Regions from separate parts of the Mus musculus genome. Here regions 1, 2, 3 and 5 are each linked to region 4. Evidence: chromatin loops called from intact Hi-C (ENCODE). Cell type or tissue: left cerebral cortex. All regions are shown on one strand. Links, peaks and the distances in the headings refer to the core of each region. The heading gives the core; the rest is flanking DNA. Region 1 holds the start of Rpusd2 (RNA pseudouridylate synthase domain containing 2). Region 2 overlaps Rpusd2 (RNA pseudouridylate synthase domain containing 2). Region 3 holds the start of Dnajc17 (DnaJ heat shock protein family (Hsp40) member C17). Region 4 holds the start of Vps18 (VPS18 CORVET/HOPS core subunit). Region 5 holds the start of Ino80 (INO80 complex subunit).

Region 1 (6,032 bases), core at 708-5,707, 250 kb before region 4:
ATTAATTTATTAATTATATCAGCTCTGTTCAAGAACAGTCCAGTGTGAAAAATGGGCTCCAGGTCACATGAGACTGAAGAGAGAAAGAGGCAGAAAGACCTCAGATTGTATACAATGCAATTTATTAGGAACTTGGGGGTGCAAGTGTGGTCCTTTCTGGCAATAAGGCCAGTGGATACCTGTAATTTCAGCCAAAAAAATGTATATTCTGGTACACAGCAAAAGTGCTTTCCAGGTAGAAAATACCTGGTTTGCCTAACTCAATATCAATGTCATCTGACATTGACTGCACTGGGATCTAGTTACAAAGCTCCACATATGGCCTGGTCTACGTACACTTACTAGGAAACTATGTGGCAAAAATCAACTGACGTTTCTCAGGGGCAATCGTGGTTATGACTCATGGTGTCTGTGATTAGGTCAAGCTGAGTTTGTACAAACTCTATGAAGCAGAAACCCTGCTGATGTATAAGTTTCTCTGGATAAAATGCTACCCTCGTTGTAAGTTTCTTCTTTTTCTCTCCCTAACTTTGTCTCTATTTGTCTTTCTCTGTCTGTCTCTGTCTCTGTCTCTCTCTCTCTCTCTGTCTTCTCTCTCTCTGTCATATCTCCAGTTAAAAGGTGCAAACCAGCCCTCAATGTAAATTTCTTAATAAGGCAACATGCTCAAGAGATAGTGTTTTCTTTTTTAAGCACTTCTGCTCTATGGTATTCACAGCCAGTGTAAAATCCAACCTCTGTTTTAAAAAGCAGGTAATTAGGAATCTGGCATTCAGCATAAAGATTTCTACAGCTTCAGGTATCTCAGTCTGATCTGTAGTAAAACCACACGGACATCTTCTGTCCTTCACTTCATTTGGTGAGACTTTTTTTTTTCATTGTCTGAATACCTTTTTATTTTTAATTAGGTATTTTCCTCATTTACATTTCCAATGCTATCCCAAAAGTCCCCCATATCCTCCCCCCAGAAATTTTTGTTTATAACTTTGAACTCTCTATTTAGTCAAAGATGACCTAACAATTCTGGTCCTCCTATGTCCACCTCCCTTTGTGGGACTTTTGATATATAGAAGCATTTAGATAAAAATCATCTCTTGATCTTCTCCAGAAGGCTAATGCATAAGAATAGTCTAAGCCAACATTAACATTTTGTATAGTAAACGCCCATGAGAAAGTTCATGCTCACATACTTGAACTGGACTAGACACTTGTCCTGTTTTTAGACACTAGCAATCAAATATTTACATTTTTTGGAGAAATCCCACTGTGAAGAATAATGGGATTACTGACTATTGCCAGGCACTCTGTAAAATAAAGACAGATTTAGTCCCTCTTGGAAGTTTGGCTCCCTTGTAGGATTCCAGATCTTGAGATAGGATCACAAAGAGACTGATATATTTAGTGATTTTCAAGGGACAAAGGGTTGTGGGGGCAAAGAGTAATTGGCACAGCAGCAAGTCTCACAGTGGCAGCATCCCAAGTGGGGTTCTTCTCCAGCAACAGATAGTTTTCAGAGGCCTTGCTTGCCTTGATTTGGTCTCTTTCCTCAGTCTATACTTCAACTCTTTTATGAATCCTATGAAGTACTAACATCCTCCCAGTAATCCCTGCTCTGATGAAGTTAGCCAGTGCAGTTTTCAGCATTTTGCATTTAAGAACCCTAGCAGGCTAGGGAGATAAAGGAAGGGCTAGGCTCAGTTGGTAAAGTGCTTGTCATGCAACATAGACCTCAGTTCGATCCCCAGAACCGACATTAAAAAGGTGGGCATTGCAGTACATGCTTGTGAGAGGCCCTGTCTCATTAAACAAAATGGACGGCACCAGAGAAAGGTCATCTGAGGTTGACCTCTCACCTTTGCACACACTCATACATACAAGTGCATGCAACTGGCACACACATACACACATAAGACCTTGGCAATAAAATTTTGATCCATTTGAAGTTCTAATGTGCAAGTGGTTCTGGATAAGAGTTCATGGAAGTCAAATAGGCAATCTCTAGTTCTTTTCATGCTGTTAGCAGGAAGGGCAGGTGTGAAAAAAATTGCTTCTGGGGAGTATGTCTATAATACATATGTACATATACAATTATATATAATATGTAATATATAATATATATAATAATAGCTTTATCAAGGTATGTAACATACTATAATATGCAGCCTTTAAGTCATACAATAGCAGTACTGGGTATACTTAAATGAACGAGTGCTTGATACTCTAGGATTCTCCAACACTGTCCCTCAAAAGTAAAAGCAAAGTAGACAAATTGGTACTAATACAGTCATAGCTGTAGCAACTTTCATTCTGATTGGTACTTTTTTCCTGCTTGTTTGCCTTGTATTCGTTTTTTAAAACAATAATAATTACTATTCTTTTGCTTGTCTGCTTTTATTTTGAGACACACTCTTGAATAACCATAGAACTGAAACTCCTGATGCTCCTTCTGAGCTACAGGTGTGCGATACCTTGCGGGCTCTGCCTCTTTTAAGTACACTTTTAGGCGTTTTTTACAGACCCAGGAAAATAGCGCTTATCTATTTGAAATGTGTACCATCATCTCCATTCAAGTCTTTTATGTGGAGCACTCCCGAAGATTTCCTTTAGGAAATACCATCTGATCTCTTCAATGAGTCTACCTGTGACCTTGGGCATAAGGGTACTCCAAGCAAGGACTTCCTCAGACACCTAACTCTGAAAACAACTCACTTTTCCCTTCTTGCAAACCCGCCTCTGTACTGGGATCTTCCTGATTGGTTGTTACCTTGTGACGCCATCAGATTGCGACCCTGAAGCGGCTAGCCGTGCTGTCATGTGGCGGGGTGTCCCGGGCTGCCTACGGGACATTGTGCAGTGGCAGGTGGCGCTCTGGTCCCACAGCTTTGTCCGGACTTGGGGTAGCTGTGGGAAGGCGATGACTGAGGCACTGTCTGCGCAAGCCGAGGCAGCGGGCGGGCTGAAGGCTTTGGTTCAGCCAAATGGAGATGCTGGTAGCAACACGAGCGGAGAGCCGCTCCTGGAGCGCCTGGAGCCGGCGGCGGTAGGGAAGCAGGTCCCGGAGAGCGGGGACCAGGCCCAGGGAGGCGAAGGGCAGCTCCCGAGCAACGGAGAGCAGACCCCAGCTCCAGTCGCCGACTCAGGCAAGAGGAAAAAGCGGAGGGGCGCCACTGGGGAACGGGTCGTGCCGCCTCCGAAGAAACGGCGCACCGGGGTGAGCTTTAGCGATGAGCACTTCGCAGAGACTACCTACTACTTCGAGGGCGGCCTGCGCAAGGTGCGGCCCTATTACTTTGACTTCCAGACCTACTGTAAAGGTCGCTGGGTGGGCCGCAGCTTGTTGCACGTCTTCAGCACCGAGTTCCGATCCCAGCCACTGTCTTACTACGAGGCCGCTGTCCGGGCAGGACGCCTGCATCTCAACGAGGAACCAGTCCAGGACCTCAGCATCGTGCTCAAGGTGGTGTCTGATGGAACTAGCTTTGAGAAAAGGAGGGAAGGTTTTGGGATTTTTTTTGTTTGTTTGTTTTCTCAGACACACCTTATAAGTATGGGAGTAAAGTGATGGTAATTCAGAAACAATCTCATTTTCTCTTGGTGCTCTTTTAGTCCCCGCTTCCCACAGCCCCAAGTAGGTTAGATAGCCTTCCCACGCTCCAGAACTTAACCTGATCATCCTTGCCAGCAAGGCTGTTTGTTTCCAACAAACAAAATGGAAATTCTCATGTTCCTTTAATATCTGCCTTGTGGCAAGGGCACTGCCTACTTTCTACCCTGCATGATATATCTCTGTACAAATAATAATAGAGACCTCATTTATGTGTTCTTAACTGTATCAGGAACAAAGTTAAGCGTTTTGTGCACTCTAACATTAAACTCAAGTGGCAACTTTGGGGAGTTTGCATTGCTTCTTCTCCCCTTTGTGACCAAACTGAACCTCAAAGTAAGGCAACAGTACGATTCCCAAAGTGTGCGCTCATATTAACACTGAAACTCGTTTCCCATGTGTATAGAATTAGGAAGTCAGGGATAGATACTAGGCAGGTGTTTTGTTTTGATTTATTTATTTTATTTTAGTACACTGCAGCTGTCTTCAGACACACCAGAAGAGGGCATCAGATCCCATTTCAGATAGTTGGGAGCCACCGTGTGGTTGCTGGGAATTGAACTCAGGACCTCTGGAAGAACAGTCAGTGCTCTTAACCACCGAGCCATCTCTCCAGCCTTTTTTTTTTTTTTTTAAATTCAGTGAGACTACTATCATTAACACTGGCTCACAGAGATTGTAAGGAGAAAAGGAGAATTTCAGGATTTGGAAATAACCTTCCCCATACAGATTTTGAAAACCATAGGTTTTTAAACCAAGTCCTAGAGGCGTTAAAATGACTTGCCCAAGAGTATGTAGTGAGCTTGTATCAAATCTGTGTGTAGAGCCTAGAGCTCTGAACTTGTGTTGTTTGTTCGTAACTAGTAGAGGTTGTCTCTCTATTTAAAAGACATTTACTTTCAAATATATTTCTGTCAGGATGGTGAGATGTTCAGTAGGTAAAGGTCCTTGCCACTAAGACTCACAACCTCTTGTCTCTGCGTGTGCCGCTGTTATGCATGTACACACATAAATGAATGTAATGAAAAATCTTAAAATACAACTTTATTGTAAAGAGTATATAAAGAAGCAAAAATACTCATTCTCACCACCAAGAAATTCAATCAACTTTGTATATTTTTCAAAACTAGCTGTATGCCTGTGTATATTTTTACAAAATGAGATCTTACTACACCCACTTCTTTTTCTATTGAAGGCTTTACTGTGACCGTTCCTCTGTGTCAGTAAGGAACTGAGGAGCTGGGGTGACTGACTATCTATAGGTTGCTGGTCCCAGGCTGATGTTGCGTATGTTTTTGACAGGACAATGATTTCTTGCGGAACACAGTGCACAGACATGAGCCACCAGTCACAGCAGAGCCTATCCACCTGCTAGCTGAGAACAACGATGTGGTTGTTATAGACAAGCCGTCCTCCATTCCTGTGCACCCCTGTGGCCGCTTCCGACACAACACGGTCATCTTCATCCTAGGCAAGGAGCACCAACTGAAAGAGCTACACCCACTGCATCGGCTGGACCGCCTCACCTCAGGAGTGCTCATGTTTGCGAAGACAGCTGCAGTCTCGGAGAAGATCCATGAGCAGGTTCGGGATCGGCAGGTGAGTCAGGCTTTTGCCTGCTGTACACTGGAACACAGAGGAATCATAAAGTAGATTGAGGGGCATCTACAACCTTCCTCTTTTGAGGAGGCTCAGCACCTGAAGTTCCAAAGACAGCTATCCTGTATGCTTCAGAAGGGCTTTGGAGATGGCCCTGGTAGTTTGCTGTTCTGGAAACATTAAACATTGTTAAGATTTTGAAGAGAGCTCACTTAGTAGGATAAAGTTGAAAGAGGTGCAAGTAAGATTCTTACTGGTGGTGATTATGCTCTGCATCTGGATCATAATTCGCTCATTGAGCACACGCCAGACTTAATCCCCAACACATTAGAACCCAATTTATGAAACGCTTATGGTAGCCCCGTGAGGTAAATGTTTTCTCAGTTCATATTTTCTTTTTAAAAGAATTTCTATTATGTATTCATTTTAGTTTATATGAGTGTTCTGCATGTGTATGTGTATGTGTGTGTGTTCGTTTGCGCACGCGCGTGCACACATGCCCCTGCAGAGGTTAGAATGAGAACAGCTCTCCTGGAACTGGAGTTAGGGATGGTTGTGAGCCACCATGTAGATGCTAGGAACTGAACCCAGGTCCTCTGGGAGAGCAGCAGGTGATCCTAACTGTGGAGCCATTGCCCTGACTTCATACTTTCTAGATGAGATATGGGATGTATAGAGTTTAAGTAACTTACCCAGGTGGTGAAACTGACAACGCTGGTGTTAGAATTTGAATCTTCCTCTCTCAGATACACTGGTGTACCTGAAGAGAGGATTTAGACTCTGTATTCACTTTGGACTGACTTTTTCCCCTTTCCTCCTGTGCAGCTGG
Region 2 (6,032 bases), core at 325-5,324, 250 kb before region 4:
GCCAAAGAAAGCCTGAGTATGCTAGATCTCTGTGAGAGTGACCTGACGCCAGGGCTCATAGACTCGACAGCTCCCTCTTCAGAGTTGGCTAAAGACAGCCTGGAAGGGTTGGCTACAGCAGCCCAGAAGATAGATGGAATAGCTGAGGCAGCCCCTCAGCATCTGGACACACCAGAGAAGGCAGCTAAAGCAGATGTGACTCAAGAAACAGACCCGCTCTGTGCCGAGTGCCGAGTGTTGCGACAGGATCCCTTGCCCCAGGATCTCGTAATGTTCCTGCATGCCCTCCGCTATAAAGGGCCAGACTTTGAGTACGTCTCACCCATCCCAGCCTGGGCACGGGATGACTGGCAAGAAGACTGAGGAATGTGACCATTGGAAAAATGGCTTCTTGGATTGGAGCAAGGATGGGCCTTGAGACAGGGACTGCTCCCATTGGTTGATACTCAGGTTTGGAGAAGAGCAAGGTTTCACAGTAAGGAACCTTGCTTGTACCTGCTGCTACCTCCTTCCTTCTGGCTTGTTGGGGCTTTCAGATCTGTACATAGATCATTTTTTTCTAACACCTTGTATGTCCATTTTTACTGGTTTCTTACGATCCCTTCCCTCTTCCCCCCAGTGCTTAGGATAGAATCTAGATCCATTAGAAGGCAAGTGCTCTACAACTGACCTCCAAGCCCCTTAGTATTTCTGAGTTTCTCTAGCTCAGGCAGATCTTGAACCCTGAATCCTCCTACATTGCCTCCAGAGCGGGAATACAGGTATGAAACACCATGCCTTGCTTTTTTTTTTTTTTTTTTTTTTTAATTGAGATAAAATTCACATAGCATAAAATTAACCGCTTTAAGATAAACACTGTTGGCATTTACTATATTCACAAACTAGAGCAACCTTATCTCAAGATTTCAAAACATATTTCTCATTCCTACAGGAAACTGTACAGCACATTCTTCCCTTTTTCTCTCTCTCAACTCCTGGTAAACAGTTTATTCTTTATTCCACAGGCATGGACTCAGACAATCTGTGTCTTTTTCTTTTTTCTTTTGTTCTTTGTTGTTGTATGTTTGTTTTCTGAGACATGGTTTTGGTATAGCCCTGGCTGTCCTGGATCTTGCTCTGTAGACCAAGCTGGTCTTGAACTCACAAAGATCCACCTGCATCTGCCTTCTGAGTGCTGGGATTCAAGGAGTGTGCCACGCCCCCCAAGCTACCCAACACTTATTCTTTTCTGTTTGTTCTACTGATCATCTCTCTCCTAGTGCATGTGATATAATTTCTCACAGTGGAATATACTCTTTTTGTTGTGTTGTTTATTATTTATTCTGGACATAAAATCTTAACAAAAGAATTAACAGCCCAATTACAAAATATCCAAAAATGATTCTGGTTCTCTCTCTCTCTCTCTCTCTCTCTCTCTCTCTCTCTCTCTTTCTCTCTCTCTCACACACACACACACATACACACACACACACACACACACACACACACACGGTCTGGTTAAGAGCACTCATTGCTCTTTGAGTGGCTCACAACCACCTGACACCCCAGCATTAGGGGACCCTTCCCCTCTTCTGGCCTCTGCCAGGGCTACATAGTGAGACTCATGTCTCAAAATAACAAAGACGGAAGCAGTGCAGTTAACAAAACTAACATGTTTTAGAATGGCAGATTTCCTGGAGTCAGGACTGTTACCACCAGAGCACTGACTCTGTTATGATGCCTTGCCTTCCACAGGTAAGCACTGTGCGTGATCACGGCTGTCTTTCCACTCCAAATGAGCTCTTCTCTCATGTGAAGCGCATTCTTATTTTCAAAACCACATTTTATCAGCCATTAGCCACATCAAAATAATTGGAAAATGTCTGTCTATTGCTAAAGCTGCCTCTGTGTGTATGTGGGGCGGGGGGGGGGGGTGGAGTGGGAGAGGGGAGTGTACTGAGACCCTGTGTCAAACAAAGAAAATAACACACACAGACATTTTTGTAAGCCTTGAATCTGGGGTAACTCCTCTCCTCCTCCATCTTTCCTGCTCTCTCTCTCTGTTTTTCTTGAGAGGGTCTTGTTATGTAGCCAGGATAGCCTCAGAATCACTAAGTATCCCAGCTGGCCTCACACTCAGTTTCTACTTTCTTAAGCTTTCCAATTGCTTGAGTTATAGACAGCCATGTACAAGCTTGCCTTGAAGTTTTTGTTTTTGTTTTTAAATCCCAAATGGTAGAATTAAACACATGCACTGCCACTCAGGATTTTGAAGATTTCTTGTGTATAATAAAACATAGACTATAAGCAAACAAACATACAACCATCCATTGCAATTCTTTCAGCGCTACGTCTTAAAAGAGTTGTTGATGTATAACCATCCAGGACTGTGGCGCATCACCAGCTGACAATTCTTCCCTGATAAGTTCATAATCAACAGAGGGAATGAGTCTTCCTGAAGCTGAATCTAGAGGATTAAGACCCATTTTTTAGCACTTAAGCAGTAAATGCTGTTAGTCTTAATTAGGTATTTTTGTATCAATCTTTTCTCATGGTCTTCCAGGGACTCGGGGTTGGAATATCCTGTAATAGTTCAGGATAGTGTGAAGTAACCTTGCTGTTGATTTGAGTGCTTTGAGCAGGATTTAAAGGGTAAAAACATGAAACCTCCTTCTCACCCAAAGCTGGAAGTAGCCACTGATCCAGTAGATGGCGCCTCTCACTCTTTTATCAGTCTCTTCCCTTTCTGTTACTAATTCAAGTAATTTCCCCCTCCCGTTCTTTAAAATAAAGTGGTATTGTTGATTATTTTCACTCCCTTAGAAAATGGGAGCCAAGTACTGGTAGTTATGAATCAGGAAATCATCAGGAGAGAAAACCCTGGTATTCTCATAACAAGCCTCACGGTAATTTCATGTGAGAGTAAGAACTAAACACCCTGACTTACAAAGGCATGGCAGCAAGAGGTTCAGGAGTGAGCCTCTTGAAACTGGATACCTGCATCACACCTGCCAGGCTCAGAACATATGGGAGAAGACTGGGAAAGAAGGGAAGAGCCAGAGGATAAGGAGGGGTGCCTTAAAAAGTCTGTGGGGAGTGGCTGGGTTGTTGCACCCGTGCAGCAGTAGTTACCTCTGCAAGCCAGGCGCAATTCTGAGTCCACTGTCATTTAAACATGGGTGAGGGAGGGGCTACTGGCAGTTAATGGTTGCTGGGAGATTGGATGCCATTTTCTTCAGTGATCTAACTAATGAAAAGTTGCACAGCTTCTGCTGTGCAAACTGAGACTGAATCAGAGATGGATATCCATTGGATAAAGTTTTAACCAGTTTTTCTTCAACATGAAACATAGAACGACAGTCATTCAGACAAAACAAAAACACACAAACTGACACATGGTCAGACTGGTGCACCAAGGACAGACAATGCAGAGAAGGAAGGAACTTGATGTAACCAGAACTAAGGATGCCTACTGTAGGGGCCAGAGAGGAAGCAAGAAGTCTCCCGATTTCCTTCTGTCCCTGGGAGAGCTCTGAAATCCATTTTCCTTCACTTGATCTCTCTCATGTCATTTGTATATCTAGCATCTCCCTTTTGTTGTTTTTGTTTTTTATTCTTTTTATTTTATCTTATTTATTTTATTTTAAGCCCTACTCCTTTCATCGGATACAGTTCTTGACTACAGACAAATGTTTGTTTAGAATTTTCCAGCCCCATTTTCCACTGTCAACCTCTAGCTGATATCAGCATTGGGCTGACGCTGACTCAGTTTAACCTGTATCCTTTTTGCACCATTAAAATCAACAGCCTTCAAAAGATGAAATTTATAGCATAAACATTAATGCTGTATGTTGCTTACCGTGTAGGATACCATCTTCTTCATTTTCTGTGGAGCTTCACCAAGAATGTCCCTCAGTCGGTCTTTCCATAATCAGATCCCTCATTTGGGTGCCACCTGTAGCCGCCAGCGGCCATGGGTTACTGAGTTCCTGAAAGGAAAGCTGGGGATGGATGGGAAGAGCGATGAGAGAAATAACGAGCCAAGACAAAGTTCTCTGATCAAGGCTCAATGTTTAATTCTAAGATCTGAAATTTACAGGGGGGCAAAAGCCATTCCTCACTTTGCCAGGACCTTGTCAGGAAGACAAGCTCAGCTGCTCAACACGTAGTGACTTCGTGCAGGAAGCTGCAGATGGTAGGACAATACACTTCACCTAGGTTGGAAGACTCTACCTGAGGTGGGCTAGCCGATTGTTGCAAAAAAGGTCTGAACTAGCCCACTCAAGGCTGGGGGAAGGGCACAATTTCTACACATAGAATAAAAATAAATAATGAATTAAGAATAACTAACAAGGGGGCTGGAGAGATGGCTCAGCGATTAAGAGCACTGACTGCTCTTCTGAAGGTCCTGAGTTCAAATCCCAGCAACCACATGATGGCTCATAACTATCAGTAATGAGAACTGACACCCTTTTCTGATCTATCTGAAGATAGCTACAGTTACTTATTTATGATAATAAATACATTTAAAAGAAAAAAAGAATAACAGGGCTGGAAAGATGGCTCAGCGGTTAAGAGCACTGACTGCACTTCCAGAGGTCCTGGGTTCAATTTCCAGCAACCACATGGTGACTCACAACCATCTGTAATGGGATCTGATGCCCACTTCTGGTGTGTCTGACAGCTACAGTGTATTCATATAAATAAATGAAAAAAAAAAAAAGAAGAAAAAGAACTAACAATACAATACCTACCTGCTTTTTTTCATTGTGGTTGATGAGACTCTCCACTATATAGCCCGGGCTTGTATTCCTCCTATTTCAACATCCTTAAATGCTTAGGTTACAAGTGTGTAGCTGCCCCTCCTCCAGCTTCAACTATCTTTTATTTGTAGAAACTAGACCCAAAACAAGCCATCAAATCCTAGAAGCTGGTAAAACTCAGGAGATGGGCCGGGCGTGGTGGCGCACACCTTTAATCCCAGTACTCGGGAGGCAGAGGCTGGCGGATTTCTGAGTTCGAGGCCAGCCTGGTCTACAAAGTGAGTTCCAGGACAGCCAGGGCTATACAGAGAAACCCTGTCTCACAAAAAAAAAAAAAAAAAAAAAAAAAAAAACCAAAAAAAAAAAACCCAGGAGATGAGTGAGAGCAGACTGATGGATGCGGATGGGGATGTACAGCACGCAGGGGTAGGGATGCTTGTTGATGAAAATGACTTCTGTCCTAGTTTCTTTTCAGTTATGATAAAGCACTCTCACCAAAATCAACTTATGGAAGGAAAGGGTGTATTTCAGATCATAGGTTACAGTCCAACCTCTAGAGAAGGAAGTGCAGGAACTTGAAGCAGAAACTATGGAGAAATGCTACTTGCAAACCAATCAACCAATCAAAAATACATATACATATTTATGCTCAACAAAAATATTTTTAAAATTGTGGAACCAAAAAAAAAAAAAAAAAAAAAAGCCGGGCGTGGTGGTGCACGCCTTTAATCCCAGCACTTGGGAGGCAAAGGCAGGTGAATTTCTGAGTTTGAGACCAGCCTGGTCTACAGAGTGAGTTCCAGGACAGCCAGGGCTACAGAGAAACCCTGTCTCGAAAAACCAAAAAAATGAATGAATGAATGATGGTTCCACAATTTTTTATTTTTTGGTTTCTGGAGGCAGTTGGATCTTTGTCTCAAAAACCAAAACCAACCAACCAACCAACCAACCAACCTACCAACCAAAAATTCACATATATACTTATACAAACTTATGCTCGACTTTTTTTAAAGGCAGAGTCTCACATAGCCCAGGCTGACCTCAAACTGACTGAATAGTTGAGGATATCTTTGAACTGATCTCCAAGGGCTGAGATTACAGATGTGCCACCACACCCAGATCCTTTTTTATTAAAGTCTAATGGCAGGTCTAATAATGACCATAGTTTTTGTTTGTTTGTTTTTCTGGGTTTTTTGTTTTGTTTTGGTTTGGTTTGGTTTTTTCGAGACAGGGTTTCTCTGTATAGCCCTGGCTGTCCTGGAACTCACTACATAGCTCAGGCTGGCCTGG
Region 3 (6,032 bases), core at 445-5,444, 80 kb before region 4:
TCAAAACTATCTGTAACTCTAGTTCCAGGGAATCCACTCCTCTGGGCAATGAGGGCACCTGCATTCATGTGTACATACGCAGTCACACGTGCCTAATTAAAAACAATAAAACTAAAGCGAAAATAAAAATTTAAAATATAAAATAATTTGTTTGTTTTTAAGATTTATTTGTTTAATTTATGTGAGTACACTGTTGCTGTCTTCAGACACACCAGAAGAGGGCATCAGATCCCATTACAGATGGTTGTGAGCCACCATGTGGTTGCTGAGAATTGAATTCAGGACCTTTGGAAGAGCAGTCAGGGCTCTTAACCCCTGAGCCATCTCACCAGCCCCCAGATCTGCTTCTCAAGAGGTAGAAGCACAGAAAGTATTGAGGAATTAGGCAAATAACAATAGAACTAACCAGCGCGGCGGCATGGTGGCACATGCCTTTAATCCCAGCACTGGGGAGGCAAGTGGATTTCTGAGTCCGAGGCCAGCCTGATCTACAGAGTGAGTTCCAGGGCAGCCAGGGCTATACAGAGAAACCCTGTCTCAAAAACAACAACAACAACAACAACAACAACAACAAAGACTATAACAATAGAACTAACTGCAGACTGGTGTAAAGTGCTGTAAAGGAGGGAGTCAGCTGCTATGAAAGAGAGTGACAGGCAAAAAGACTAGGTTGGAGCTCAATAGGACATCTGCCTAGCAAAGTCCTAAGTTCATATCCCGCATAGGGGTTGAGGAGTAACAGACAAAACTTCACTGAGGGGGCCAACTAAACTGAGTTGGGTTCTTTTTAAAATATATGTCTAGGGCTGGTGAGATGGCTCAGTGGGTAAGAGCACCCGACTGCTCTTCCGAAGGTCCAGAGTTCAAATCCCAGCAACCACATGGTGGCTCACAACCATCCGTAATGAGATCTGACTCCCTCTTCTGGAGTGTCTGAAGACAGCTACAGTGTACTTACATATAATCAATAAATAAATCTTAAAAAAAAAAAAATAAAATAAAATAAAATAAAATATATGTCTAAGTGTATGTGGGAGTATGTATGCACATGAGTGCAGATGTCTGCAGAGGCTATTGACTACAGATGCCCCAAACTCATATCCTCTGGAAGAGTATGCTAAGTATTGTGAGCCTTTTTAACTGCAAAGACATCTCTCCAACCACCCCATCCCCCTCGTTGTTTATATATATATATATATATATATTTTTTTTTTTTTCCCGGAGCTGAGGACCGAACCCAGGGCCTTGGGCTTGCTAGGCAAGCGCTCTACCACTGAACTAAATCCCCAACCCCGTTTATATTTTTTAAGTAGGGTCTCTGTGCTGTTTTTTTGTCTGAGACACACACACACACAATAATAGAAAGAGGAGGAGGTGGTGGAGGAAGAAGAGGAGGAGAAGGAGGAAGAAGCAGCAGGTGGTGGTGGTGAGGATTATGATTTGGGGTTGGAGAGCTGGCCCAGTCTGTAATGTGCCTGTTCTGTAAGCAGAGGATTTGAATTTGGATCCTAAGCATTCAGGTAAAAAGCCTGGATCCCAAAAGCAGGGCACGGGGCATCCTAACATTTGGGAGGCAGATTTATCGCTGTGAGTTCGGAAAAACTAGCCTGATCTACATAGAAAGTTCCAAGACAGCCAGGGCTACATCAACTTTTCTTCGAGAGAGAGAGAGAGAGAGAGAGAGAGAGAGAGAGAGAGAGAGAGAGAGAGAGAGAGAGAGAGAGAGAGAGAGCGAGAGAGAGAGCCGGGCATTGGTGGCGCACACCTTTAATCCCAGCACTTGGGAGGCAGAGGCAGGTGGATTTCTGAGTTCCAGGTCAGCCTGGTCTACAGAGTGAGTTCCAGGACAGCCAGGGCTGCAAAGAGAAAGCCTGTGCTTTACGAGTATTTATTTCTACATCCATTTTTGACTTCAGCCAAATCTTCAGGAAGCTTTCTGAGCAGGATGACCACAACTTTACTGAAGAATCCAATCACCCTGATTTTCTGCCCCAGAGCACTCTTTCTGACACTCAAGCATTGGACAAGCAGTCCAGAAGTATAAGAGCATTGATAAGATCTCTTGCTGGGCGGTGGTGGTGCATGCCTTTAATCCCAGTACTGGGGAGGCAGAGGCAGGCGGATTTCTGAGTTCGAGGCCAGCCTGGTCTATAAAGTGAGTTCCAGGACTGCCAGGGCTATACAGAGAAACCCTGTCTCGAAAAAATAAATAAATAAAAAGGATCTCTTCCCCCCCCCCACCTTAAACACGTTAAGACAGCTGACCTTAAACTCCACAAGAAACTGAAGTTGACCTTAAATTCCTGATTCTCCTCCCTCCAGCGCCCAAGTGCATTACAGGCTTGGATCACTATGCCCAGCCCGGTGGGCATTACTTTTTATCCAATGAACTCCCCTGCGTGTACTGTCACTATTGCCACCACAATCTAAGAGTAAATAACAGAAACCTTAAGTACAGCACTTGAGATAAGTGGACCCCCACACCACCTGCTTTAACCTTCTGATCCTCTTGTTTAACCCGCTAAGCAGCACGCACTGACAACATTGGAACATCTGATACTTAAAAAGAGGAAAAGAAAACTGAGGCCTCTAGGTTCTAGGCCTCAACGTCAAATCCAGAAAAAGAAGAGGGGCTGAGGGGAGGAGTTAGAGCCTAGAGACTTTTCTTCCTAGGATCCCCCTGAAGTTAAAACAGACTAAAACCAAACACCTCCAGACAGACAGGTAAAACGTTCAGCGTACAAACTGATGCTGCGCAGGCGCAAAAAAGCAGGCCTGGGCTCTCAGGTTCAACCGGCCTCCAAACAGTGTGGCAGAAGGGACAGCACGGTCACACAGTTCAGAGTTCTCAATGCCTCCCTCCCTAACCCAGTCCTCAAGCCTTTCAGGAAGTGCCCGGAGGCCCCCTTTTTAGTCATTGGCCGTCCCTCGCTCCGGGTCCAGGATAGGGCGGAGCATAGAAAGCCGGAGCCAGGCGCGCGCCCTGACGCGAGGACCGAAGAACTGCTTTGCCTATCAAGTTCTCACCTCTTTGTCTGCCGCCTTCTCCTCAATGCCGAGCAGCGCGTACAGATCCATTTGTAAGAGCTCTTTGGTCACCGCCATGGTTCTAGTCCAAACTTGAATTGATACTACAACTCCCAGGAGTCTGAGCGTGTGCGTGGGCGCGGGGCTTACTCGCTCCGAGCCGGCCCAAAAGCGCGCTAAGCCTCCTGGGATGATGCCTTCCGATTCTCGTCTGACTGGCTGTGGAGGAGCGCGCTGCGGAGAATGAACTACGACTCCCAGCATGCCCCACTCCGCTGCCGCCCCGCCTTGGTGAGTGCAAAGTCAGAATTCTCCGCGCTGGGCCGCCCCTGGACAGCGCCGATGGGCGTGTGGGACTGGGCTGCACAACCTGAGGGTCTGAGAGGCCTACCCTGCGCTGGTGAGAGGCTAACCTACCAATTCTGCAGCGCCGAGAACTGCTATGGAGAGCAGGTGCTACGGCTGTGCTGTCAAGTTCACCCTCTTCAAGAAGGAGGCGAGTGTACTCCCAGAAAGCCGAAGGGCCAAGGGAGGACGCGGGGCGAAGGGAAGGGAGTTGCAGGCTAAAGACCGTTTGACGGCTTCTTTTCAGTTGTGTGGTTTTGATGAAGTAACCCGGTTAACCTCTCTGTAAAGTGGGTCGGATGCCCACCCGTTTCCGGGTTAAGATGATGGTCTGATGAGGTTCAGTGAGGTAAAAGCACTTCCTGCAAATCCCGATGACCTTAGTTCGAACCCCAGGACCCACATGGTGGAAGGAGAGAACTCCTGAAAGTTATTCTCTGATCTCCACACACATGCCATGATATGCATATGTCTGCACGCATACACTCACAAAGAAATAATGTAAATTAAGAAAATGTAAAGTAGCTTCGGTGAGGTGCTGTAGCTGAAAAGACCCTAGAAATTGTAAAGTTTCCAAAAGCTACACTTTTTTTTTAAATCTCCACCTACATTCTATCCACTCCCCTTCTCTCCATCTCTGTCTTTAAAGTCATCCCATGCATGCCGGTTGCTCTCTGTTCTGAAACCTGCCCCGTCCACAGCTTGCCCTTTTCTCCCCAGGGCACAATGAAAAAGCCTTCTTCTCAACCACATTCCCCTTGTGAGCTGCAAGGGAAGTAAATGGGACGAATTCATGGTGTATAGGATTGGAGCACTTACATATCAATTTTGGTGTCAGAGTTCAAATTTCAGCTGCCCTGTCTTATTCAAAGAATGATCTAATTGAACGGTCATGTAATTTCACTGGCCCCTGTTAAAATAGAGATAATACTGGTGGGCATCAGGATCAAATATGATGACGTATGTAAGTGATGATGGTTATAACAAATGATGAATTTTAAGGTGCAGGCTTAGTGCCTGGCACACACTAAGTACTTAATAATTGAAGCTATTGTTACAACCCTATCCTGAGGCGAACCTCCCACCATCTCTACCAGAACAGAGAAAGCACGGGATCTGCACCCAACTCTGATTCTTTTTGTTGACAAGCCAGGGACCTGACACACTGGGCCTTGTTTGTCTTTGCACTACACCCCCATGGTAAGAAATTGAAAATGGTAGAAAGCATGTGAATTTTGCCTGAAGTTTTATCTAATTTGAATAAGACTCCGGAAACAAGGAATTGCTGAACCCATCTCGGCCAGAACCCTAGGGATACCACTCTTCCTCCTTCCTTCAAAATCTGGTCACAACTTCACTTCCTTCTTTCTGTGAGTGCTTAGAGGGTCTCAGAGAAGAGCCATCGGGGCTGGGTGAGACATGCTTCCTCCTGCTTCCTGTTTCTTATAGTATGGCTGTAAGAATTGTGGCCGAGCCTTCTGTAACGGCTGTCTTAGCTTCAGCGCTCTGGTACCCCGGGCTGGCAACACACAACAGAAAGTCTGCAAGCAGTGCCACACAATCCTGACCAGGTGAGAGATGGGCTCTGACAAGGGTTCAGACAGACATGACAATAAGCATCTGGTCAGGCCTTGTGGCCTTGTGCGCCCTGGCCAGAGGTCTGCCTGGGAAGTATTTGGGGTAGAAATTACCAATGGGAAGGAGGGCAGGACTTCTGACACCATTGTCCTCTGATGTCCTTTCTCCAGAGGGTCTTCTGACAATGCTTCCAAGTGGTCACCACCTCAGAACTATAAGAAGTAAGTGCTGAGAAGAAGACAAGTGGGGCTGGGAAGAAACAAGGACACCACTACCACATCTCTCCTTCCAGTCTCCAGAGCAAATGGGTGCAGGGCAGAGAGAATGCCCACCTCCAGGCTCCTGGCTTCCCTCTTGGATCCTGAAAGCTGCTCATTAACCAGTTATCAGAAAAGGCATTTGGGAGCTCCTTCCCTGTCAGGCATACCCTCCTGCTGGTCATCTGGGTTAGGCTGTGGTACCACATGAATAGAGGCCACAGAAGATGGCCTGTAGAGGCCCAGATTGATTTGAATGGGTGCCATCAGTCTTCTCTTTAACCTTAAGGGTCTCTACCTCATATTCACCCAGGCGTGTGGCAGCCTTGGAAGCCAAGAAAAAGTCCAGCACTTCCCATAGCCAAAGCCTGACCCACAAAGACCAAGCCATCGCTGAGCGCCTAGCACGGCTTCGTCAGGAAAACAAGCCTAGTGAGTGGGAGTGGGCCAGGGGACCTTTAAAGGCACATACCAGAAGTGAGGTCTGAGCTTCCTCTGGCCCTTACAAATCTTCTCCCTTCCAACTGCAGAGTCAGTACCCTCACAAGCCGAGATAGAGGCACGGCTAGCCGCACTGAAGGATGAAGTCCAGGGCCCCATTCCTTCCACGCAGGAGATGGAGGATCGGCTTGCAGCCTTGCAGGGCAGAGTCCCACCTTCTCACACCGTGAGACCGGTGAGTGTGTGGCTTAGAAGAAAAGGATTTCCTAGGGTGAGCACCCTTCACAAGCCCAGATACATGTATGATCCTGTGCTTTGCAGGGATTGGTAAAGCCTCCCACCCCTACCTCCTGAGCCTTAAGCCTGCTCCTAAGCCAAAGAACA
Region 4 (5,861 bases), core at 862-5,861:
GTTATCTCTTGTCCTCTACTTGGTAACAGTCTGACATTTGGGCCCAGTCTTGTTGTTGTCAGTGCTGGGGCTTGAATCCAGACCTATACACTTCAGGCTCAGGGAACTGTTTGTTTGCTTGTTTTATATATTTGTTTGTTTATTTAATATATGTGAGTACACTATAGCTGTCTTCAGACACACTAGAAGAGGGCATTGGATCCCATTACAGATGGTTTTGAGCCACCATGTGCTTACTGGGAATTGAACTCAGGACCTTTGGAACTTACTATGAAAACCAGACTGAACTTGAATTCATGGAGAGGTGCCTGAATCTACATTTTTTAAAAATCTTTTTTAATTATTTATTTTGCTTTTGCTTTTCGATGACAGGGTTTCCCTGGCTGTCCTGGAACTCACTCTGTAGAACAGGCTGACCTGGAACTCACAGAGATCTGCCTGCGTGGGATTAAAGGTGTGCCCCACCACTGCCTGGCAACTCTATTTTTAAACAGATTCTTCCCTGGGCCTGGAACTCCCTCATTGTTAGATTGGCTGGTCAGTCGGTGCTGGGAGTCACCTGTCTTGTCTCACAGCAGTGCTGGGGTTTCAGAGGCTTGCTTTGTTGTTTTAATCACTCTGTTGGGGTCAAAGGTGTGTGTCACCTTACCCTGCCAGATACCTGCCTTAATGTGGCTGCTGTGACTCCTTCCTCAGCAAGCACTTTACCCACGGAGCTATCTCCCCAGCCCTCCCTGGTTTTGAAATAAGGCTTCATGCAGCCTAGGCTGGCCTCTACTTTGTTCTTACAGTCAAAGATGAACTTTTTCTTCCTCTTTAAAAATTTTACCTACCTTTCTTTCTTTCTTTCTTTCTTTCTTTCTTTCTTTCTTTCTTTCTTTCTTTCTTTCTTTCTTTCTCTCTCTCTCTCTCTCTCTCTTTCTTTTTCTTTCTTTCTCTCTCTCTTTCTTTCTTTCTTTCTTTCTTTCTTTCTTTCTTTCTTTCTTTCTTTCTTCCTTCCTTCCTTCCTTCCTTTCTTCCTTCCTTCCTTTTTCTTTTTCTTTCTTAAAATTGAATGCTTCAAGAATTTCCAAGCACAGGGGCCTATGCTAACCTTCTCTGTATTGTTTCAATCTTTTAGTATGTATGCTACTATAACATGCCCCCCCCACTGCTCTCTCTTATTCTCTTATAATTTTATTTATTTATTTATTTATTTATTTATTTATTTATTTATTTATTATCTATATTTATTTATTGTTTTTTTTTTTTTCCGAGACAGGGTTTCTCTGTGTAGCCCTGGCTGTCCTGGAACTGACTCTGTAGACCAGGCTGGCCTCGAACTCAGAAATCCACCTGCCTCTGCCTCCTGAGTGCTGGGATTAAAGGCGTGCCCCACCACTGCCCGGCTTCTTTTATAATTTTGACCTTGAGATTCTAACCCTCCTATTCCCACTTCCTGACTGCTGGGACCATAGTCACCATACCTAGTTCTGTGCTGTGCTGAGGGCCTCATCCTATGAAACTAAACAAACCCTCTTGTCTGCCAAGTAAGCTAGATCCATAGTCTCCAATTTCATTAAAATCTAAACCTTTTCAATTCAACAGCAAATCCAAGGCTGAGGATGGAGCCCACGATGTAGCACTCACACAGTATCTGTGAGGCGCTGGGTTTGATTCTTCGGGTCTGGATCTTAATTTAGTCAACAATCCGCTATTAAATACTAGTAATATTTAAACACAAACTCACCACTCAGTGATTTGTATAACATCCGACTGTCCGCACACCGTTAAGAGATTTTTTTTTTCTCATTTTATAAATGTAGAAACTGAGCCATGAGAGAGTTCGTTTATGCAAATGTCTAATAAACATTCACTAGTTAGTTATTGGTGACTGCCCTGGAGCAGGTTACAGGTAAAGCTGGGGTTCCCCAGTAAGTTCCCTAGCAGTGCCCTGAGCTCAGTCATGTGACCTCCACCCCCTCTCATTTGGCTCCTCCTCTGTTCCCACCAGCCAGGTCTCCAGCTGTCCCCACACTCTCCTTCATCTGCCTGCCATACCTAACCTGTCACTAGGTCTCTGGTGCCTTCCTCTGAGATGGTCTCCCACTTCCCAGCTCTCTCTCTCCCGGATGGATACATAAGGCCTGTCTTCTGCCTCAGGTCTCATGTCCTTTTCAAACACCTGCTTCCCAGTACCAACATCAGATCTTATCCCCAGTTATAGCCTCCAGTGGATCACACGATAGCTTCCACAGTCTGCCCAAGGCCAGCCCCGCTTCCTCTCCACCCCATTACACGGCTTATAGGGTTTCGCTCGTGACTTTCCTGAAGACTATATATAACCCCCTTTTCTTTTTCTGATACTAGGGCTTGATCCTAAGGCTTCCCACATGCTAGACAAGGACAGTCAACATCACTCAACGTATAGAGTGCCTGGAAGTAGCCTGCTTCAGTTTTCCCGGTGACCCTTGCCTCTCCCCCTACACTAAGGAGCTACTATGAGGCAGCTTACTTAACCTGGCCATTGCGTTGTCAATTTCTTTCTGTTTTGTTTTCTGGGGGTCTGTAGCCCAGTCCTTAGTAATCCTCCTGCCTCAGCCTTCCCACTGCTGGAGATTAAATTTTGTATGGTTTTCTTTTTGCGGTGTAAGGAAAAAAAAAAAAAATCCAGGTCTTATACCCGCTGGGCAAGGTGCTTATGCACCACTGAGCCACACTTGTGACCCATTCAGCTACTTCCTCTGGAAGCTAGGGGGCCCTGGGGTGAAAGAAGGGACACTCAGACTGTTCTGCCTGTGCCTGTGAAGGTGGACTGAGGCAGCAATTCGATTGAGGAACAGGAGGTAGTGTGACAGATGGAGGAGCACCGCCGGCCTTTCAGTGACAGTCTGAGGGAGTGAAGTCTGAGCTGCGGAAGCCTAGGATCCGCGCAAGCCTGTTACTGGACGCCGCTGGGAAATCCCGGGCTGCCTCCTAGCGCCAACATGAGGAACTGCAGCAGCAGGGTGGCCCGCAAGCGCTCCTCCCCCGCCGCGCCGAGTCTCCGACAACGCCTCCTTGTGGAGGCTCAGGTGCCCAGGACTCCAGTTAACACTCGCGGCTGAAAAACCCGGAAGCACGTCATAAGCACGCGTCACGGGGGCGGGAGTCAGCTGAGCTGCCTGGGCGAGGTTGTGATTACCTGGGATCTGCTAAGGGGAGCCTATAATCTCTTGGGACTGGAGCTGGGGTGCAAAGCTGCGCCATGGACTAGTTGGGGCTCCTCGATCGTCTCGTCCTTCACAGAGAAAGCGAAAAGGGCCCCAGAATTTTTAAAAGGTTCTCAGGATCTGTCAGACGCTGGGGAAGCACAACTTGCAAATCCAGGACGACCGGGGTCCCAGTTGTGACCCCCAGCCCCCAGATCAGAGATCCAGAACTTGATTGCCATGGCGTCCATCCTGGATGAGTACGAGGACTCATTGTCCCGCTCGGCCGTCTTGCAGACTGGTTGCCCTAGCGTGGGCATCCCCCATTCTGGTAAGTTAGAAGAGGCCGCCTCTGCCCCTTTCTGTTATGGTAGCATTTACGGGGGAGAGAAGCTCTAGAGCTTGCAGCGTGTGTTTAGGATCTAAGCCCCAGGCCTTTCTTGTCTTGCCCAGCTTGTCATTGGTCGAAGTTTGAAAGAGCCACAGGAACAGCCTCGTGATCTAGGCCTTAACTCAAAGGTCCTTCAAAAGAGGGAACTTGGGCTCAGATAAGGAAGTACTTGTTACTTTTGTCTATAGGCTGCAGTTGGGAGAACTGAATATAGGTTCCAGGCTTCTGTGTCTTGTTCTATGGATTTTTTTTAAAGCTTTTGGAGTCTGTGTATGTGTTCGTTCCCACCAGACTTCATCTTGAGGTAGCAGAGGAGGCAGAATGAGCACTGAACTTGGTGGAACGTGAATGTTATAAGTGAAGGAGGGTCGATCCAAAAGGGAATTTTGTTACTGAACAGGAACAATGGAGATGATTGTCCCGGGGTAAAGCTGGCTGCAGTTTAGAGTGTAGGAGAGCAGCGCAGGGTTACCCACACTATGATGATATTGCAGCGGACTATCGAGAAAGCAACTGTAGCCTATGAACTGGACTGATAGGACTGGGTTCCCAGAACTCTCTACATACAATGGAGACTCACTGAACCATACTGTGTGGACAGCAAGGAAGGGACTTTAGTTTCTCTTGGCCAAAGACCATAAGGGAGAATGCCAAAACCATCCTCCCTGTACTGTCTCCCCCCACCCCCGTTACCACTGGGAACGTGCATATCATGATACAACCTCATCTCAGGCACAGAGAACCAATCCCTTACTACTGTCACAAGTGTGGGAAGAGCCCAGGACCCTTCCAATAAAGACAACCAGAAAACTATTTCATGTTGAACTCTTTATGAACCAAGACCCTGTGGGTAGGAATATACTTGGGAAGCAGAAGTATCAGCTAACACTGGGGTTTCTCTGGGTTTCTGGGTGCCTCACCCCCCTCTGGACGCCTTTTTCTCTTGTCTTCCCCACCTATAGGGTATGTAAGTGCCCACCTGGAGAAGGAGGTGCCCATCTTCACCAAGCAGCGGGTTGACTTCACCCCCTCGGAGCGGATCACTAGCCTCGTGGTCTCCTGCAATCAGCTCTGCATGAGCCTGGGCAAGGATACACTGCTCCGGTAGTATCTTTGGAGACTTTTAGCTGACTAGGGTCTTTTTCCATACTTAGCAAATGACACAATAGCTTTTCAGGAGATGCACTATTCCTTCCCAAAGAGAACCAGTGTGGTGGCTGAAGATCAGAGAGAACTATGTTCAGATTCCACCCATGCTGTTGAACGAGTCAGCTAATCATTCTGGTCTTTCAACAGGGGGAAAGGTGCTCTCAGCCTCCCAGAGTTAGCCACACAGATCATTGGGACAGTCTGGAATCCTGAAGTATGTCCGCTATTTGCCAAAAGTGTTGACAGCGTTGTTTATCATTTGGGATAAGCCATCTGGAATAAGACAGTTAGACCTCTGTCCCACAAGGATGAATCCCAGCACGAATAGTTATTAGAACAACGGGTGTTGGGATTGTGGCCCAGTGATAGAGTACCTGGCATTCCTGAGGCCTTGGGTTTGATTCCCGGCACTGCAAATGAAATGCTGTAGATAAGTGAGGCTGGAGTTCTGTTGGGAGAGTTCTTGCAGAGCACGCTCAGTCCTTGATTAGATACTCAGCATAGCAGAACCCGGGTATGGTGGTGCACACAGTGCTTGGGAGGTGGAGGCAGGAGGATCTCAAGTTCAAGGTCATCCTTGGCTTCATTGTAAGTTTGGAGAGCCTGTTTTAAACAATCAGACTTAAGTGTGTGGCACATGCCTGTAGTCTTAGCACTCGGGAGGCTGACAGAGGAAGATTGGGAGCCAGCGCTGTGCTGCATAGTGAGACCCCTGTCTCAGACAAACGAAAAAAGGAACAAACCTCTTAGAAACGAGTAAGATGACAATTTATAAGAAAGGCGAGTGTATACAAAGCCCACAAGCAGTGCACCCAGCAAGAACTTCAGGGATGGTCAGCCAGGAAAGAGCTTTCTTTGTAAGTGTGAGAACCCAATTTCAGATCCCCAGAACCCATGTAAAAAGCTGCACTCCGGCAAATATGTAACCCCAGCTCTGGAGTGCATTAGAGACAAGTGAGTCTCGGGAACTTGCAGGCTAGCCAGTCTGGCCAAATTGGTGAGCTCTGGATTCAGTGGGAGACCCCTATCCCAAAAAATACAGTGGGCTGGAATTTGCTTACATGCGCGAGAACACATACACACACACAATTAAATAAGATGAATATTTAAATTATATTCTATTCTGGGTGTAGTAGTACACACACATCTTT
Region 5 (6,032 bases), core at 668-5,667, 190 kb after region 4:
AATAGCCAATAGCCAGGGCTAAGCAGAGAAACCCTGTCTCAAAAAAAAGAAAAAAACTTTTCATTCTCTTAGCTTTGGGCTCCTATCTATTCAAATTATAAGCAGGCACTGCCAGTGTTTTGGGTTGTGGTTGTTGTTATTATTATTATTATTATTATTTTGGCAGAGGGTGGTGCTAGGGATCAAATTCAAGGCCCTGAATATGTCTTCTATCACTGAGGCACACACCAGTCCAGTCAGAGAAATTTTTTTCTACTCACATTCCCTATCAAAAAAAAAAAAAAAAAAAAAGACTATGTCCAAAACTGGTTTGAAAACTGGAACATGGTTACAGGGGCAAAGAAACTTGCCTCCAAACCCTCAGGAACCCACATGGTAGGAAAATAAAGAAGACTCCCACAAGTTGTGCAAATTTTCCTTTGACTTCCACACTTGTGATATGTTATGTACATATACATACACATACTAAATAAAAGTAAGTGTGTGTGTGTGTGTGTGTGTGTGTATTTTTATTTAACTTGGTTTGAAATCTTTTCTTCAAGTTGTAAAGCAATAGTCCTCATTCTGTGGGTCTGACCCCTCCCATCACAGGGGTTGCCTAAAGCAATCAGAAAACAGATATTTAAATTACAATTCATAACAGTAGCAAAACTACAGTTATGAAGTAGCAATGAAAATAACTTTATGGGGCTGGAGACATGGCTCAGTGATTAAGAGCACCAATTGCTCTTCCAGAGGTCCTGAGTTCAATTCCCAGCAACCACATGGTGGCTCACAACCATCTGTAATGGAATCTGATCTTCTCCTGGGGTTTCTGAAGATAGCTACAATGTACTCATACATTAAAAAAATAGATAAAACATATAAAAAGAAAATAACTTTGATTGGGGTCACTTCAACATAAAGACCCATCCATATTAACTAACGGGTTGAAGCACTAACAAGTTTGAGAGCCACTGATATAAAGGAAAGAACACAGTAAACTAAAACAATCAAATTTAATCCCTTAAAAACAAAATTCATTTTAGAATACAGACAGATACCAGGCAAGGTGGCTCAAAGCTGGGACTGCAGAAAATCTGAGGATGCCGTGGTTCATACAGTAAGTTCCAAGTCACCTTGGGCTACAACATTATGTTACCCTATCTTACCCCTCCCCTACTCAAGAAGATAAGCAGATTTTACTAGGCACACACATCATTTACTGACAAAGATACACTCTTGAGAAATGTGACCTTGAGCTCTGAGCTATTTCTGTTGTCATGTAAACATACAGTGGGCTTATACAAATGCTCGAGGTATGAACTACTATATTCCTGGGCTATGTGGCAAAGACATGGTCCTATACGTAATTCCAAAATGTCACTCATGAGTACATAGTGATTATTCAGTACCCTGGAGGTTGGTTCCAGTGCTGCTCTCTCAAACGATGCACTGTTTGACATAATCCACACACCTCCACATAGGTTAAGTCACCATTAGGTTATGCTTAAATGTGACACTAGATAAGCATGATGAGAGTAGTTGTTTAGGGAATAGTAAAATGGGGGTGGTGTGGGAGTTTCTGTTCAGAAGTTATAACTACCACAGACCTAAGGACACAGCACAAAAGAGACAGATGTAAAGTGAATAGTGCTCAGACCAGTGCAAGGGAGAGTAGGACTTGTGAGCAGCTGAGGCAGCCCTCAACATAGTTTGCCTACACACCACTTCATTAGCCTGTTCATCAGAGTGCTGGGTCCAAAGCAAATTCAAGTTCTGCTTTTTGAAAAGTTTTGAAGGTTTTTAGACCCAAAGTTGGATAAGTACAAAGATGCGAAAGCCTATGCAAAGAACCACCAAATCAACAATCTCAAATGGTTATTTTATACAATGATGGTGCTTGTTAATTTCTAGCATAAAAGAAAACCAGATAGCCCATACCTTTATTATCCCATACTTTAATAGGAGGCAGAGACAAGAGAATTATGAATTCAAAACTACCCTGGCTCATAAAAAACCAGAATGGTGAGCTGAGACATTTCAGCATTAACGAGCGCTTACTGCTCTCTCATAAGACCAAGGTTAGGTCCCTAGCACCCACATAGTGGCTCACAACCACCTGTAACTCCAGTTCCAAGGGACCTGATGCTTTCTTCTAACTGGCCCCCATGGGCTCCAGCATACATATAAGTACATCATATACTCAGGCTCACATACATAAAACAAAATGTTTTTTAAAAAAGTAACAGCAATAAAAGAAAAGCAACAAAGTTTACATGCTATATCATACATAAATCTCAAACATGTTACATGAAAGCAGCTGGTAAAATGTGGGTACATATTTGAGCATGCCTTTAGGTAAGTCAGAAATGTCAAGCATAGCACATCTGCTGGGCAGGGTTGCACACCTTTAACCCCAGCACTCAGGAAGCTTAGGCAGACTGATCTCTGTAAGCTGCAGGGCAACCCACTCCACATAGTCAATTGCAGGACATCCAGACCTACATTATGAGACCCTGTCTCATTTAAAAAAAAAAATCTAAGACAGAAAATAGATTGTTACCAAATGTTGTGGGAAGAGGAAAAAGTGACGTTTAAGAAACTTCTAGACCTTCTTTTAAAGTCAATGTTAAATGGTGGTGATAGGTGTACAGTCTGCAAATACTGAAATTTTCTGAACTGTGCCTGATTCACTTGAGCTGCAATCATATCTGATAAAGATGTTACTCCTTCGGGGGAAAAAAAAAAAAGCCAGAGATGGAAGTGCAGTTATAATCTTAGCACCATGGACGCTAAGGCAGGAGGATATCAAGTTCCCGGCCATCCAGGCCAAAAACAAAAAACAAACAGGAAAAAGAAAAAAAAAAAAAAAAAAAAAGACACGACCGGAAGAAAGGAAGCATCAATAACCCACAGTGAAAATTAGGGATGTAAATCATGGATCACTAACTGGGAAAACTAAGCTGATCATCAGCGATGTTTTAAGGAGTTCAACCTCCAAATTCCTTCCCGAGTCCTAAGAAGTACAAGAATGTAAATCAAAGAGTCCTGAGCACAGTTGGTTCTGAACTAAAATAGTTAAACGCCTTCTTCGGCAATATCCAACTTCTAAACTGTAGGGGGCTTCCATCCTCCGTGATTACGGAAGTAGTACTTTTCATCAGCAAGCTCAAGAAGGAATTGTCAAAGTAAGATGACACTTGCTGAGACGCACTGCAAACGCCTCGAAAACCCAGAAGTGCTGTCACAGACACATTTCTAAGTCTGTGCACGTGTTAGCCTGTCCCCGTCTAACACCAACTAGCAACTTGCATCATTCGCCCGTAACCGTGGCTCGCTCCCCATTAAACTGATACTCTATCCAGTCCATAGATCTCATTCGTTTGAATTGACAGGTAGAACCCTCGTCCGGTTCCTGGTCCAGCCCGACAAGCCTCCGCCCTGCCCCTCCCCACTCCCAAACCCACACACGTGTTAGAGCGACACCGCCCCACCGGGTCCCACGTGCACCTGGCCTAACACTCCCCACGTGTGGGTGCTCCACGGGCTTCCTCGGGTGGCCGAGGTCACCCATAACCCCGGAGAGCCAGAGATACACGACAGGAGAGCCGAGGCCCAGGTCTCTGAGGTCCCAACCCTATGGGGAGTGTCCACACCCATCCTCTCTAACCCCAACAAACCCCAGGGCCGGGGGCGACGGCCCCTTTAAGAAGCGGCCCAGTCGTCGCCCGCAGAGAGGGGCGCACAGGGGCCTACACGACACCCCCTCCGTCCACCCGCCCACGTCTTCTCAACCTCACCTCGGGCCGAGGGGCCCCGCCGCCGCGGCGGCGGCGGAGGGGGGGCGGGGGGCGGGCGGGGTCCGGAGGGGGGGGTCGCCCCGCCGACTGTGGAGCCGCGCTTCGCTCTCGGAGGCCGAGGGACGGTGACTGCGTTGGACGGGAACGCTCCTAGCTCGCTCCCTCGGCGGCTCCTGGGACCCCAAGATGGCGGCGGCGCTGAGGCGGCTGCGGGCGCTGGGCCGGCGGCGGCGGCGGCCACTTTCACTCACTGAGAGGAGCGGAGCAGGGACACGGGGAGCCATGGCGGGGGGGAGGAGAGGCGCCATAGCCAGGCCAGAACAATCGAGCAGGTACTCGGCCGGCTTAGCCCTGCCCCGCCCACGCCCACTGCTAGTCGCTAGCCCGTGTCCGCCGACCGTGCCGCTACGGGCGGCCTCGTGCAGCTTGTACCCCGCTGCCGCCGCCCGACGCCCCGCGCGGACCGGGGTTCTGGGGGAGACCCTCATCTATACTATCTGAGTGCAGATTGGTCGGGGCTGGGACTGGCGAAGATTGCCGAAAGGCGACGGGGAGGAGGAGGAGGATGTCATCGCTAGAGTGAGCAAGCAGATCTCGCGGGAGGAGATGTCGCGAGAGCTCAGCGGCCCTGCAACTGCCACAGAAAGGTTACTTTTCCGGAAGTAACGTCAATGGAAACCGCCCAAAAACCAGGGACTCATTTTGGTCCTGCAGGTGGGAGGGACTGCTTGGCGTTGTCGCTGGAAGTTTTCTCCAGGTAGTGCTGGCCTACCCCGAGGCCAGCTCGGGCGGGGATGGATCCTTGTAAGAGCCAACTTGGAGACGTCTCCTGGTCGTCTTCCTGACGACACTGTCCCCCTTCGGCCCGAGACCGTTGGCACGAAGGCGCTTTCACCTTCCATGCACTTTCCATTTCCCCAGTGGGGTGAGTCGCCCTGCCCACACTCGAGCAACCGCAGAGCTGGGGCGGGCGGGGCGGGGCGGGGCGGTTGTTTCATGGTTATTTTGTCTGGGTTTGGTTAATAGCCCAGGCTAGCTAGCGTCAAGCTCGGGGGATGTCTCCTGCCTCAGCCTCCCGAGGACTGAGGTTACAGTGTGCGCCATCATGCAGTCTTCTGCACTTAATCCACTCGTTTCCAAGACGTATATAGAATTGTTGGACTTCACCCTTTCGTTTTCTGCAAGAATCGCTTGTTTAATATTATCTGTTTTGCCTGTACTGTGCCTTGTGCAACTCCAGTTGGGTCCAAGTTGCATCCTTTGGAACTGAACTGCTTAAAATTAAAGTCTAGAAAATGATTATTTAAAAAATGTCTTGTTTTTTTTTGTTTGTTTGTTTTTCGAGACAGGGTTTTTCTGTGTAGCCCTGGCTGTCCTGGAACCGCACTTTGTAGACCAGGCTGGCCTCGAACTCAGAAATCCGCTTGCTGGGACTAAAGGCGTGCGCTGCCACGCCCGGCTCTTTTTTTTTTTTTTTTTTTTTTTTTAATGTTTCTTGGCCTCGATATGCTTTAAGTTCAGGAGAAAAAGTGTCCGTAAACAAGACCTTAAATGTTCACAAAGTTTAACAGTAACACTTTATAAGAGGGTCTGGCTAGACAGCTCAGCAGACACAGTCACTTGTCACCAATTCTGATAACCAGACCAGAACCCACATGGTACAAGTAGAGAGCTGACTCCTGCTTACTGTCCTCAGACCACCACATACATGCTGTGGCGTGTGCGTGTGATATATATACACACAGGCGATCTTTTTAAATTACAAAAATAATTCTGCAAGAATCAAAGCAAGTAGAAAGAAGCCCATCTTTTTTTAAAGAGAGAAGACAAGTGGAAAGAAGAACTCCAGAAAGCCTTGTGTTATTTTGCCAAAATAGCCTGCTCAGTACTGATGCAGAGATCCTGTTTCGAGAGGCATAAAGCCTGATGTTGCCCTACTTCAAAATTGGAAGGAATCGCAAATGCTCAAAAATGGTTCCCTCACCACGAGCTTGGCTTCAGGGAGGACAATTCGGAAAAATTGTCCGGATACGCTCCCCCACATATCAGCTGCCCAGTTGGGCAAGGTGCCACCAGTACCCACGAAGGAAAAAACCAAAATGGAATTACATGGATGTGTTCTCTCTGTTCCACTTCTGATCAGTTTCATTGTAACAGTACTAGCCCTGTCAAGATAATCGATCCCAGATGAGAACTGTGTTTGCCTCCATTTCACTTACCCAGCACCTCATTTGGGCTGATATTCTAGCA

Evidence for each region. A loop is a pair of places that touch in the nucleus more often than their neighbours do. Peaks named below come from ENCODE experiments on the same cell type or tissue, not always from the same donor. Only the 100,000 strongest peaks of a DNase experiment are listed, where the experiment ranks them.
Region 1: a loop joins it to region 4, with 2.7 times the contacts of the local background. A loop is called at or near these places in 15 of 42 quality-filtered maps.
Region 2: it touches region 4 in a loop (2.4-fold over the local background); 15 of 42 quality-filtered maps call a loop at or near these places.
Region 3: a loop joins it to region 4, with 5 times the contacts of the local background. A loop is called at or near these places in 5 of 42 quality-filtered maps.
Region 5: it touches region 4 in a loop (8-fold over the local background); 2 of 42 quality-filtered maps call a loop at or near these places.

The regions. Positions count from the first base shown.
Region 1 is chr2:119,032,012-119,038,043 of GRCm38, forward strand. It overlaps Rpusd2 (RNA pseudouridylate synthase domain containing 2), which reads left to right and starts at 2,779. Exons shown (of 3, transcript NM_173450.3): 1 at 2,779-3,457; 2 at 4,907-5,203; 3 at 6,029-6,032. The coding sequence starts at 2,813. In left cerebral cortex, for the core only: CTCF peaks have their summits at 2,866 and 4,077 (motif pointing right); DNase peaks (open chromatin) are centred at 2,805 and 3,350; H3K4me3 peaks cover 1,249 bases; H3K27ac peaks cover 566 bases.
Region 2 is chr2:119,038,397-119,044,428 of GRCm38, forward strand. It overlaps Rpusd2 (RNA pseudouridylate synthase domain containing 2), which reads left to right. Exons shown (of 3, transcript NM_173450.3): 3 at 1-3,802. The coding sequence ends at 363. Among named protein-coding and RNA genes, the nearest start is that of n-TSgct7, 5.4 kb to the right of the region's middle. In left cerebral cortex, for the core only: a CTCF peak has its summit at 2,697 (motif pointing right); a DNase peak (open chromatin) is centred at 2,676.
Region 3 is chr2:119,205,661-119,211,692 of GRCm38, forward strand. Dnajc17 (DnaJ heat shock protein family (Hsp40) member C17) reads right to left here and starts at 3,135. Exons shown (of 11, transcript NM_139139.2): 1 at 3,028-3,135. The coding sequence starts at 3,105. Zfyve19 (zinc finger, FYVE domain containing 19) reads left to right here and starts at 3,060. Exons shown (of 11, transcript NM_028054.3): 1 at 3,060-3,523; 2 at 4,822-4,943; 3 at 5,121-5,171; 4 at 5,521-5,639; 5 at 5,738-5,883. The coding sequence starts at 3,470. In left cerebral cortex, for the core only: no CTCF peak of the experiment used is centred there; a DNase peak (open chromatin) is centred at 3,229; H3K4me3 peaks cover 1,984 bases; H3K27ac peaks cover 1,301 bases.
Region 4 is chr2:119,285,630-119,291,490 of GRCm38, forward strand. Vps18 (VPS18 CORVET/HOPS core subunit) reads left to right here and starts at 3,113. Exons shown (of 5, transcript NM_172269.3): 1 at 3,113-3,501; 2 at 4,524-4,665. The coding sequence starts at 3,411. In left cerebral cortex, for the core only: a CTCF peak has its summit at 3,001 (motif pointing left); DNase peaks (open chromatin) are centred at 3,020 and 3,508; H3K4me3 peaks cover 1,914 bases; H3K27ac peaks cover 978 bases.
Region 5 is chr2:119,473,597-119,479,628 of GRCm38, forward strand. Ino80 (INO80 complex subunit) reads right to left here and starts at 4,091. Exons shown (of 36, transcript NM_026574.4): 1 at 3,783-4,091. In left cerebral cortex, for the core only: a CTCF peak has its summit at 3,100; DNase peaks (open chromatin) are centred at 3,386, 4,114 and 4,387; H3K4me3 peaks cover 2,779 bases; H3K27ac peaks cover 1,911 bases.